Regions from separate parts of the Mus musculus genome. Here region 1 is linked to region 2. Evidence: chromatin loops called from intact Hi-C (ENCODE). Cell type or tissue: heart. All regions are shown on one strand.

Region 1 (5,000 bases), 53 kb before region 2:
AGAAAAAAGCCAGTATGTTCTTGAGAAACAACTGTAAACTCTGTTCAAAGGTAGTTCTTCTAGGCTGGCTCTGGGGTACACTGCTTACGTGGCACGCACGGAGGGCCTAGGGTCAATCCCAGCACACCAAACCATTTAACATGTAAGTCAACAAAATGGGGAAAAGATGCTCAAAAGAGCAGCCATCATTCTTTCATGGGCATATTAATGAGCTAGCAGGATTTCATATCTTCCATTTGTACTTTATATGGCTACTTATGATGCAGAAGCCATGGCAAAGTCCACTGTGATAACAGCTATGAAAGCCTCTGGAAAGTAGAGAAGAAGTTCCAAATGGAAATCAACAGTAAATTAGCCCAGAGGTTAGGGTTTGTTAGACTTGAAGATGTGACACCTTCATCTGGATCAGAAGTTAAGAGTGCCACACATAGCACCAAACGTATTTTGTTTACCACTCAGTAGACCGAGATAGTACAACTGCTGGTTCCTGATAACCTCCTGGAGACGGGGGTTTGGCTGTTGGGTAGACTAGGGCTCTGGATTGAGGAGAGCTGAAAACGTTAATCTTGTGTGAGAGCCTCAGTTCAGGTCAACAAATACTAAATTAAGTTTCTATTATGATGTGTTATATATGATGTTAGACATGGGAGACTGGCCAGTCCTTGAAGGTTTTGGATTCTTCTTAAATATGGCAAAGAAAAAACTCTTGCTTGGATTATATGAATTGCTTTCATAGAAGCAATCGCACGATGGTTGCTTCAGTCCTCAAGTATCAAAGTAGGTCATCAATCCTTATGGGGCAAATCTCAAGTAGGCTAAATGTCTAACAAATTTGTCTTGTGGACATGGAGAAATGTGATGGCAAATCGGCATTGTAACTGCTAGTCAGCTTCAATTATAGCAGTACAGGGATCTATGTGGGCTTAGGTCATTTCACATTAAGAAATCAAGACAGACAGGATTAAAAAAACCAAAAAAACAAAAACAAAAAAAAAAACAAAAAAACAAAAAACAAATTAGCATCTCTCCAAAGAGCTACCTGTTTTCTTTTTCTAAGTATGGATCATTCAAGCCCGAATTTTTCCCCCATCAGATTCAGTTGAATTGTGAACAAGAGGCGGTGTTTAGTAGCCAACTCAAAAGAGATATTAATTTTCCCAAAAAGTTTGGAGTGGAGATCATTATACAGAATAGCACAAAGGATTCCTGCGGATCCCTCAGCATGGTGGTTAACAATGTCTACTCTGGGGTCTGCCGTGAATACCTAGTCTCCCCAACAGTATCTTCTTCAGCCAGAGGTACCTACTGCAGCACCTTATGCTATTGGGAGAATTAAAGGAGCCTACCAGGGTGTTGAGGGCCGGCCTATCAGTGTCCCCAAACACAAAATCCTGCTATGAATGTACAAGAAAATGGGCCACTGGCTTCAGACTGGGGGCACTCTTGAGATTGTCTCTGGAGATGCCCCGATGCAAGAAAACCAAGGCAGGATTATTTTTAATTGAAAACCCGAAAGAAAGATAAGCGCATGATAAGAGCTGCCCTCGAATAATTTCATTTAGCCCCCGATGAACGATGGCTAAGTAATAAATTAAAACACAAAACAAAACAGTTTAATACCCAACTGAGTAAGCTGTAAACTGGGATGCTAAGAAACTGAACAGTGTCTACAGGCTCCTCATACTCGGCTTTAGGGAATCCACCTAAATCTTTTAGCCTCTGCTTTCTGGAAAACGGGACAAAAAAAAAAAAATTTACTCTCACAGAGAGATGGCGCGGGTACCGCACAGCAGCACTGCCCTCCCACCACCTGCAGCGGCTTTGCAGACTCTGCGGACCATGAAAGGCGATGTGGGGCAGGCAGGGCAGCACGACCCGGACCCAGGCCAGCAGCTCGCCTCTAGAGCAGGACAAGCTGGTCCACTCCTGCCCACCTCAGAGGTCCATCCGCTCATACCCGGCAAGCGCTTTCTTAAAGCACCGAGCATCAGCCTGTGTGGCGCACCCGCAGGGCCGTGGGCCGCGCGCGCTTGCTCTCTGCGGTCGGGATGGGCGGATCCGTTGCCAGGTGAGGGCAAGAAGCACCGGGCCGCGGCATCCCAAACCTCCAGCCTAAGGAACTTTCTAGCACTTTCCACACCTGCCACCCCCGGACTCCCACCCCAACAATCCCGCCCCCCCCTCCCGACCGGCGACCTCGCCCTCACCTTGCTGGAGGTCCCGGTGGTCGTACCACGGCTCATCCTCCATCTCGAACTCCTCCACTAGGTTATCTGCCAGCATGTCGCCGGGGACGTCCGGGGGCAGCGGGCTCTGCCGCCGCCCTGCCGTTTCGGCCGCTGCCCCGGGCTCTCCCCCGGCCCCGCCGCCCTCAGCCAGAGCCACCCTGGGGCGGGACACGCAGGTCCCGCAGCAGCTCTCGCCGCTATCCCGCGCCGCCCAAAGGCCGGCGCCCTAGCGAGCGCGCCCCGGGTGGCGCCGGGAGCCGGCTCCTCACGCCTGCTGCCCGGCCCAACGTGGCACTTTGGCAGAACCCTCCCAAAGCCGGGGAGACGATTCAAACCCGGGAGGCACCTTGACCAATCACGAATGAGCCGCCTATAGAGTGACAGCGACTTCAGCCAATAGAATATCAAAAAAGGTCGCGGGTCCGAGGACCATCAGCCAATAATAGCTTAGGAAGGAACAAAGGAGGCGGGGAAAGACGAAGAGGGTGCGGTCGGCAGCCCCTCCTCTTTTGTCTGCGTCGCGTCTCCTCAGTTGAGTGCACTCCAGTTCCGGAGTGTGGAGGTGGCTTTGGCGAACACCGGGTGCCGAGGACTACTAATTCTGGGCACGGGTCATCATCTTCCCACCCGAGGGTTTCGGATGCGGGCCAACTCTCCTTGGCTCTGCCCTCGGTGATGCTCGGAGGGAGACTCATGGTCCGTCGGGAAGTTAAAGCCGAGAGAACGCTACTGAGTGAGAGCTGCTCCTCAATCTTGGAGCCCTGGCCTTCCAGGGGCCTGGCTATGAACTCCTAAAAGGGCAGTCACCAACCCCACTTCACACTCCAGAGTCCCGGGCTGGCCAGTGGAAGCCGCCTCCCCTGAGAAAAGTTGCCACAGTTTTGCATAGAATTTCTTAAAGGTTCATAGAGCCCAGGATAAATACCTAAGATCAGGCATTGCACTTGGTGGCCAGCTTGCCGGCGTCAGCTTGTTAACACAGCCGTAACTACTGTTTCTTGGGTTAAACTTTTAATATATTTGGGTACCTCACTTAGGGAAACTCTCAGAGGGCAGAAAGGTCGGCGCAGATGTTTGGGATGTTATAACTGATAGCATCTACAGAGGACGGGAGAAGAACTGTGACAACTGAGGGGGGGAGGGGATGTTATAACTGATAGCATCTACAGAGGACGGGAGAAGAACTGTGACAACTGAGGGGGGGAGGGGAGTAATTACTCAGGTTTGGCAGTAGTGATTTGGTAGAAACCTCCTGAAGTTAACTCCTTCACACAGATCCGGAGTGTCACCCGAACTAAAGTGGAAAGCAGTTGAAAGTTTGCCTTATCCAAAAAAAGCACCAGTTGTGGCCTTAAAATAGTGTACTCAGATTACTATGGCTTAAAACAGGAGAAATTGCTAGGAAGAAGCTACAAATCCTCAGAGATACTTTTATTTCTCTGAGATCTCGGGTAATTTGGAGGAAGGAATACTTCACCCTAATTTCTTTTTTCAGTGCTAACGATGCCTTAGGCGTGCCACTCTCCATCATTCTTGTGGGTCCTAAGATGCTCCTTTTCAGATCAGTGTAACATGCACCTGTTCCTGGGAACATGGTCTTGTGAAGGTCAAGAAAGCCTCCCCATTGTGAGGTTGGTTTGTTGTTTGTACAGAGTCTCACTGTGCAGCCCCAGCTTTGCCTAGCACACTATGTAGATTAGGCTGGCTCTGCCTCCAGAGTGCTGGGATAGAAGGCACACAACCATCAAACCCTGTCCCTACAGGAATGTTGTTCTGGCGAGATTTTCCTCTTCATTCCTTAAGAAAGACTCCTTAATAGACCTTAAGGTACCAAGAACCTAGGGTTAGAAATCTAATTGTCTATCCACAGTTTGTACTAGCAAAGCAGGCGTTAGCTCACCACTTAGGGGAGAAATGACCTCTTTGCTCAAAGAGCTATGAGAATCAAAGAAACTGTGCCCAAGAAAGCTGTGTTGTTTCTAACACTTATTGTGAAGGGACTGTTAAAAAATAACAGCATCAAAATAATACACTTCCTTCTCTTTTTGCCTCCCTCTTCCTTTTTCTTTTTCCTGTTCTCCCGTGGTACTACCAAGGGCCCACTCACATGCAAGGAGAAGTTCCAAGCCACTGTCCCCAGCCCATGAGTATCAAAATAAGTAGTAATAGCAACAGATTGCAGTTTGTTAATGATGAATCCATGGTGATATAAATGAGAAAAAAAATTTCCTTATGAGGAATGCCAACCAAAAATGTAACAAAGTAATATTAGCCAGGTATAGTGGTGCCCTCAGCACTGGGGATGTGGAGACAGGAGGCATGTGAGGTTGATACCACCTGTGCTACATTGCAAGACCCTGACTAGGAAGCAGAAGCCAATCAAAATAGAACAGGCCAGATAGTTCAGTGGCTAAAGGTGCTTGCATCCTTGCCTGACAAGCTGAGTTGATGGCAGCAACCCACATAGTGCAAGGCTGGAAGTGACTCCCACAGGTTCTCCACATGTACCTTGTCACATACAAAACCCCCCCCCCCCAACACAAGGATCAAGTGTAACTTAAAACAAGTAGTAAGAGTAACAGACTGTCACCTCACAAGTTCCTTCTGAGTACAAGTACACCAAGAGGCAAGATGTCCCTAGTCAGCTTTTTGTTGCTATGTTTTAAAAACAAGAACCAAGGTTGCTGGTAAAGCTTCTTCTTCCAGAAATGTCAATATCTCAGCCCAGACACAAAATGAAGCAATGTAGAACCAATTACTGTAGTCACACAG
Region 2 (5,000 bases):
GGGAGGTAAGGGAAGAGTTAGGGGAAGTTGCTTAAGAAACAAGCTGCTTGCCTGCATGACCCAGCCACAATTTCTGGTAATAGAACAGAAACCCAGGCTAGACACTCAGGGTCAGCAGGCACAAGGATAGCAGGTATGTGACTCTTGAGTGTTAATACCTACATTTCAAAGCCACATTGGAAAGGATATTGCCTCATCTTTGGCTTTCTGTATTAGGGGTGTCTCTTGCTATTCCCATCATGGATAACTGAGGTTTTAATGTACAGTAGTGACATCCTAGTAGCAGGCCTGAGGGCAATCTGAACTTCTGCTTAGTATATTTACTCTTGCAGCTTTCCTTCCTCCTGATTTGTAATTCAGGAAGCTGAGAGGAGAGACAGCAAGGCTTCTTGGATGGATCGAAAAGCCAGGAGCTGGGATACCACCCTCTATAAAAAGGTTTGCTATCATATTTGCTTCTTCATTTGCTTATGCTGTGCTTTGCTTTCTTCCTGTGCTTCCTAAATGTAAATCACACTTACACAAGTAGTTTGTGATTATAGAGTAGTTTGAATGTGAGGGTAATTTATTTTTTTAGGTGAGCTGCTCAGGCATAAAGCAAAATTTGGTAGGTGTCTTAGCTGTCAAGTTCACCCCAAATTCTTCAGATCCTATCAGATGTATCTTTGCTTCTTGTTTAGAGGATACATTTAGGATTGAAGTCTTGGAGCTGTGGTTAAGCAAGCTTAATCTTAGGACACAGTTTTCTGTATCCTTTGTCTTTAGAAATGAAATATGCCCGTTTATGCACTCTTGTTGTATCTCCTCTTTACTTAAAAAGGTGAAGACTCTGGTTTGATACAGAAGAGCTTTATTGGAACTCAAAGAGGGGACATAATACAGTCATTTACATTCACTATTATAGCTTCTTTTAAGTATGTTGGACCAGTACTTCTAGAAAGTTGAGCTCAATTTAGTAAGGTATAGTCTTGGGTTTAACACCCAACTTGGAGAGATGTCAGGGAATATACCAGAATGAGAGAAGACAAAGTATTTTGTTATATTCTATGCACATTAGGTAACAAAATATTCTTATTAACGAAAGATGGTAAATAGATACTTTAACACCTAAGGAGTTTGTGATAAGGAATGCCATTTCTCATCCAGGGGTCATTATTTCATAAACGGAAATCTCTTCAGTGTAGTGTGATGAAATTAACGTAAAGATAAATTTGTTTTATAATTAATTTAAAATTAATGTACAGAATCTGTCGCTGTCAAATGAAAAGCATATTCTAACAAACCTAGGAAGGTGTGAGTAGCTGGGCTAGGAAATATGCTGTAGCTTAGTAGCAACAGTTGAGACACAACGACATCTCATGACCCTCATTTTAGAAACATTGGGCTTCTTCCTGCTATAAATGATCTAAGAAATATCTGGCTAAATCTCCCCAGACCGAGCACATTTTAAGAATGTCTGGTCCAACTTCTATCAGCTTGAGAAAACATGGCAGCCAGGACTAACTTGCAAGGAAACATGGCAGCCAGGACTAACTTGTGGCCTTCGTTGTCCAGCAGATGCTATTTTCCATCACATTTCGTTGAGTGCTCCAGGAGCAACAGTTTCCAACAAAGGCAGAGCTTTCACTCATGAGGGCTTCACTAGACCTGTGACAGCCGCTTCTCAGGCTTGGGAACACCGGGACTGGGAGTGGCGGTGGGATTCTTTCCCCCTCGATTCTCTGCTTTGCAGCTATCGGGTGGCTTTTGGAGTTGGGAGTCAGGTTCGCTGACCCCAGATGGAAATTATTAAATAGACGGTCAAGACTGTAGCAAGAAGGGCAGCGCGGGTCTATCGAATAAACCTGGGTCTGTGTCAATGGGAACAATTAGGTCAAAGGTGTAATCGAGGGGCCCACAGGGTAGTTACTAAGGCAAGACAAGCCCGGAAGTCCTGCAGACCCCTCCTCGGAGGGGCCAGACTCTAGTAGCCCCTTTAGGAAGTCTCCCCCGGATCTTCCGCCATTATGAGTCCAGGCGGCGCCACGGAGGACGTGCACGCCCTCTCTCCCAACTCCCGGGCCTCCCGGTCTCCGCTCATTGGGCAGGGAGGACGCCCCTCCTGCGTTTGTACGTGCACCGGGTGGAAACACGACCTGGAGTCGTTGGCGTTCCGGGCTGGGAAGGGCCGCGGGGGACGTGAGAAGGCCGCGCGCCTGCCGCTCCTCCCCCGCCCCCCCTCCCGCGCCATCTCCCCCTCCCTCTGCCTCGGCCCCGAAGGGGGCTGCACGGGCGACTTGGCGGCGATGGCTCGAGCTCCGGCGGCGACGACGGTGGCCGGAGGCGGCGGCTCCTCCTCCTCCTCCTCCTGGGCTTGGGCCCGGCGGTGATCCGAGCTGGCGGCCGCGGCCCCCCGATGAGACTGTTGGCGGGCTGGCTGTGCCTGAGCCTGGCGTCCGTGTGGCTGGCGCGGAGGATGTGGACGCTGCGGAGCCCGCTCTCCCGCTCCCTGTACGTGAACATGACTAGCGGCCCCGGCGGGCCAGCGGCGGCCGCGGGCGGCGGGAAGGACACGCACCAGGTACTGGGCCGCAGCCCTGCGGAGCGGGGGCGTGGCGCGGCGCGGCGGGGCGCTCGGCCTTCCCGCGCTCGGCCGGGCCATTGTGCGGGGCGGCGCGCTCGGGCCTCGGCCCCGGCCTCTCACAAACTTTTCCCGGCCCGGGCGCTGGCCCCACGGCGCCTTTTGTTCGGCGGCGCGGGCGGGGGACAGCCTTTGCTGCCTGGCTCCCCGGGCCCCAGCGTGGGCGCCCCGAAGCCCCGCATTGTTCCCAGGCCGGCGGCGGCGTCCGCGTCCGCCCTCAGGACCCGAGCAACTTTGGGTAGGGCCACCCAACTGGCACTGGGGCCTGAGCAGAAAACTGCCCCAGCTCTCACCCAGCCAGCCTTCCTCTACCCCCCCGAGGGACAAAACCGAAAGCCGGTCTCTTTTTGTCTGGCCGAATCTCTGGATATACAAAGGGTTCTAAAGACATTAAACTGGGCCTCGTGAACATTTCGGCTGACATTTCCCCGAAGCACTTAAAAAAATGTGTTTGACAGGTCTGGGCTCCCAGCCTAGGAACTCTCCTCCCCCTCTGCCTATGAGACGTGTCCTTTCAACTTGGGTTTAGTGAGCTGACCAGAGAGGTTGGGATGAGGAGGAAGATGATGCAAGCTTTAAACGGAGAGGTTTAAAAAATCTGAACTGTTCAGCAGTGAATTCTTGTAGCTAATGAATGGATTGTGAGCCGTGGGGGTTCTACCGGTTGGATGGGGTTGGATGGTCTTTTCATTAGCTATTTGTACCACTTAAAGAAACATGCATGGGTCAGCTGTTGAATTAAGAGGGAGGTAGTTTGCATTTGACCGTAAGTAGTTTGTGGTTAACCTTGCAGTCACAGAAGAGAAGCCTTTGAATTTAGACAAACTTTGCGCTTTTTCTAAAAGCCTGAGTTTAGTATGTCTTGCTTTTACAGAGAGATGTAAGGAATGATTCCTTGTGTTATTTGGACCTCACCTTTTTATGTATAACAGCATTAAGATTTTATTTGCTATTAACTGGATTGTGTTGTTTTTTTTATGGTGTTGGGATGGAACCCAGGTCCTGGAAACTGTTCTACCCTGATCAATACTCAGACCTCATTTTCTATTTTGGAAGGAATCCTCGATTTTCATTATTTAAATTTACTAGTGATTGTGGCGTTTTAGATGCCCTTTTATGTAGTATTGTTAGGAGTGCGATAAACTTAGTATAACATCTTAAATTGTATAACCATGCTTATTGTCACAGACTATGTTATGCTGGCTCAGTGTCATAGAGACAACTCTGAGGTATACACTGTTAATTAAGTAGGATCAGAATGCCTCATGCCCGTGTGGAACAAGGACTTGGAAATGCTGTGTTTAACAAGCAGTGGATAGAAAAAACGATTATTCCCTATGATGAGGAATTGCGGTTGAGTCTCCCAGTTGTCGGTATTTATGATAACACTTGGGATTACTGCAGAGGCTTGATTTAGGTGCTCATAGAAATTGTGCTTATGGGATGGCTCAGTAGTTAAGAGACTGTGCTCAGTCAGCTCAGACAGCTACAGCTCAGACAGCTCACAACTCTGTAATCCCAGCTCTTGCAGGATTGGATAGCTCTGGACTTCTTCAGCACATGAGCGTGTGCAGGCGCGCACACACACATGTACACACACACTATATATATTGTGACTGTAGAGCCCAGGAAGAATGATGGCAGAGGACACTATCTCAGTGCTTCTCAGCAGAGGGCATTTTCTAACTGCATACATTCATTTATTTCTGTGGTGCTGAAGATCAAACTCAGGCCTTGTAAATGCTGGGCAAGTACTGTACCACTAAGCCTCATCCATAGTCAGTTTGTCTGTATGTCTGTCTGTCAGTCCATTTGTCTATATGTAATTTTGAGACAGGGCTTTGTAGCTCTGACTGGCCTAGTACTCCTATGTAGTTCAGACTGACTTTGAACTCAAAGCAGTCTTTCTGCCTCAGTTTCCAGCATACTAGGATTACAGGTGTTCCATGACCATGCGTGGCTTGTTCTTTGTTTGCTTGTTTGTTTTTCTCTGTGTAGCCCTGGTTGTCCTGGAACTCAATCTGTAGATGAGGCTGATACTGAACTCAGAAATCTGCCTGCCTCTGCCTCTTGTGTGCTAGGATTAAAGGCATGTGCCACCTGGCTACCCTTAGTTTTTTGAGATAGGGTCTGTGTAACTCAGGATGGCCTCAGATTCAGAGTCCTTCTACGTCGGCCTCCTGAGTACCAGGATTGTTTTAAGTGTATATCACTATACTCTGCCAGACAGTATTTTTGAGGTGAATAAATTTGTTATGAAAATAAATATCTGTGAGTAAAGATGAAAATGACCAGGATGAAAGAAGTGTGTGCCTAGAGGCCGCCATGAACTAATGCAGGGTGGAAGACTGTCTTTTCTGCACTCCTGGCGGGTATATGG

Evidence for each region. A loop is a pair of places that touch in the nucleus more often than their neighbours do. Peaks named below come from ENCODE experiments on the same cell type or tissue, not always from the same donor. Only the 100,000 strongest peaks of a DNase experiment are listed, where the experiment ranks them.
Region 1: it touches region 2 in a loop (2.7-fold over the local background); 15 of 42 quality-filtered maps call a loop at or near these places.

Annotation. Positions count from the first base shown.
Region 1 is chr7:120,979,770-120,984,769 of GRCm38, forward strand. It overlaps Cdr2 (cerebellar degeneration-related 2), which reads right to left and starts at 2,543. Exons shown (of 5, transcript NM_007672.2): 1 at 2,208-2,543. The coding sequence starts at 2,283. It overlaps Mfsd13b (major facilitator superfamily domain containing 13B), which reads left to right and starts at 2,740. Exons shown (of 8, transcript NM_001374644.1): 1 at 2,740-2,961. In heart, no CTCF peak of the experiment used is centred here; DNase peaks (open chromatin) are centred at 2,002 and 2,642; H3K4me3 peaks cover 3,681 bases; H3K27ac peaks cover 3,095 bases.
Region 2 is chr7:121,032,416-121,037,415 of GRCm38, forward strand. It overlaps Mettl9 (methyltransferase like 9), which reads left to right and starts at 2,030. Exons shown (of 5, transcript NM_021554.2): 1 at 2,030-2,560. The coding sequence starts at 2,396. In heart, a CTCF peak has its summit at 2,002; DNase peaks (open chromatin) are centred at 2,096 and 2,966; H3K4me3 peaks cover 3,150 bases; H3K27ac peaks cover 2,273 bases; H3K27me3 peaks cover 728 bases.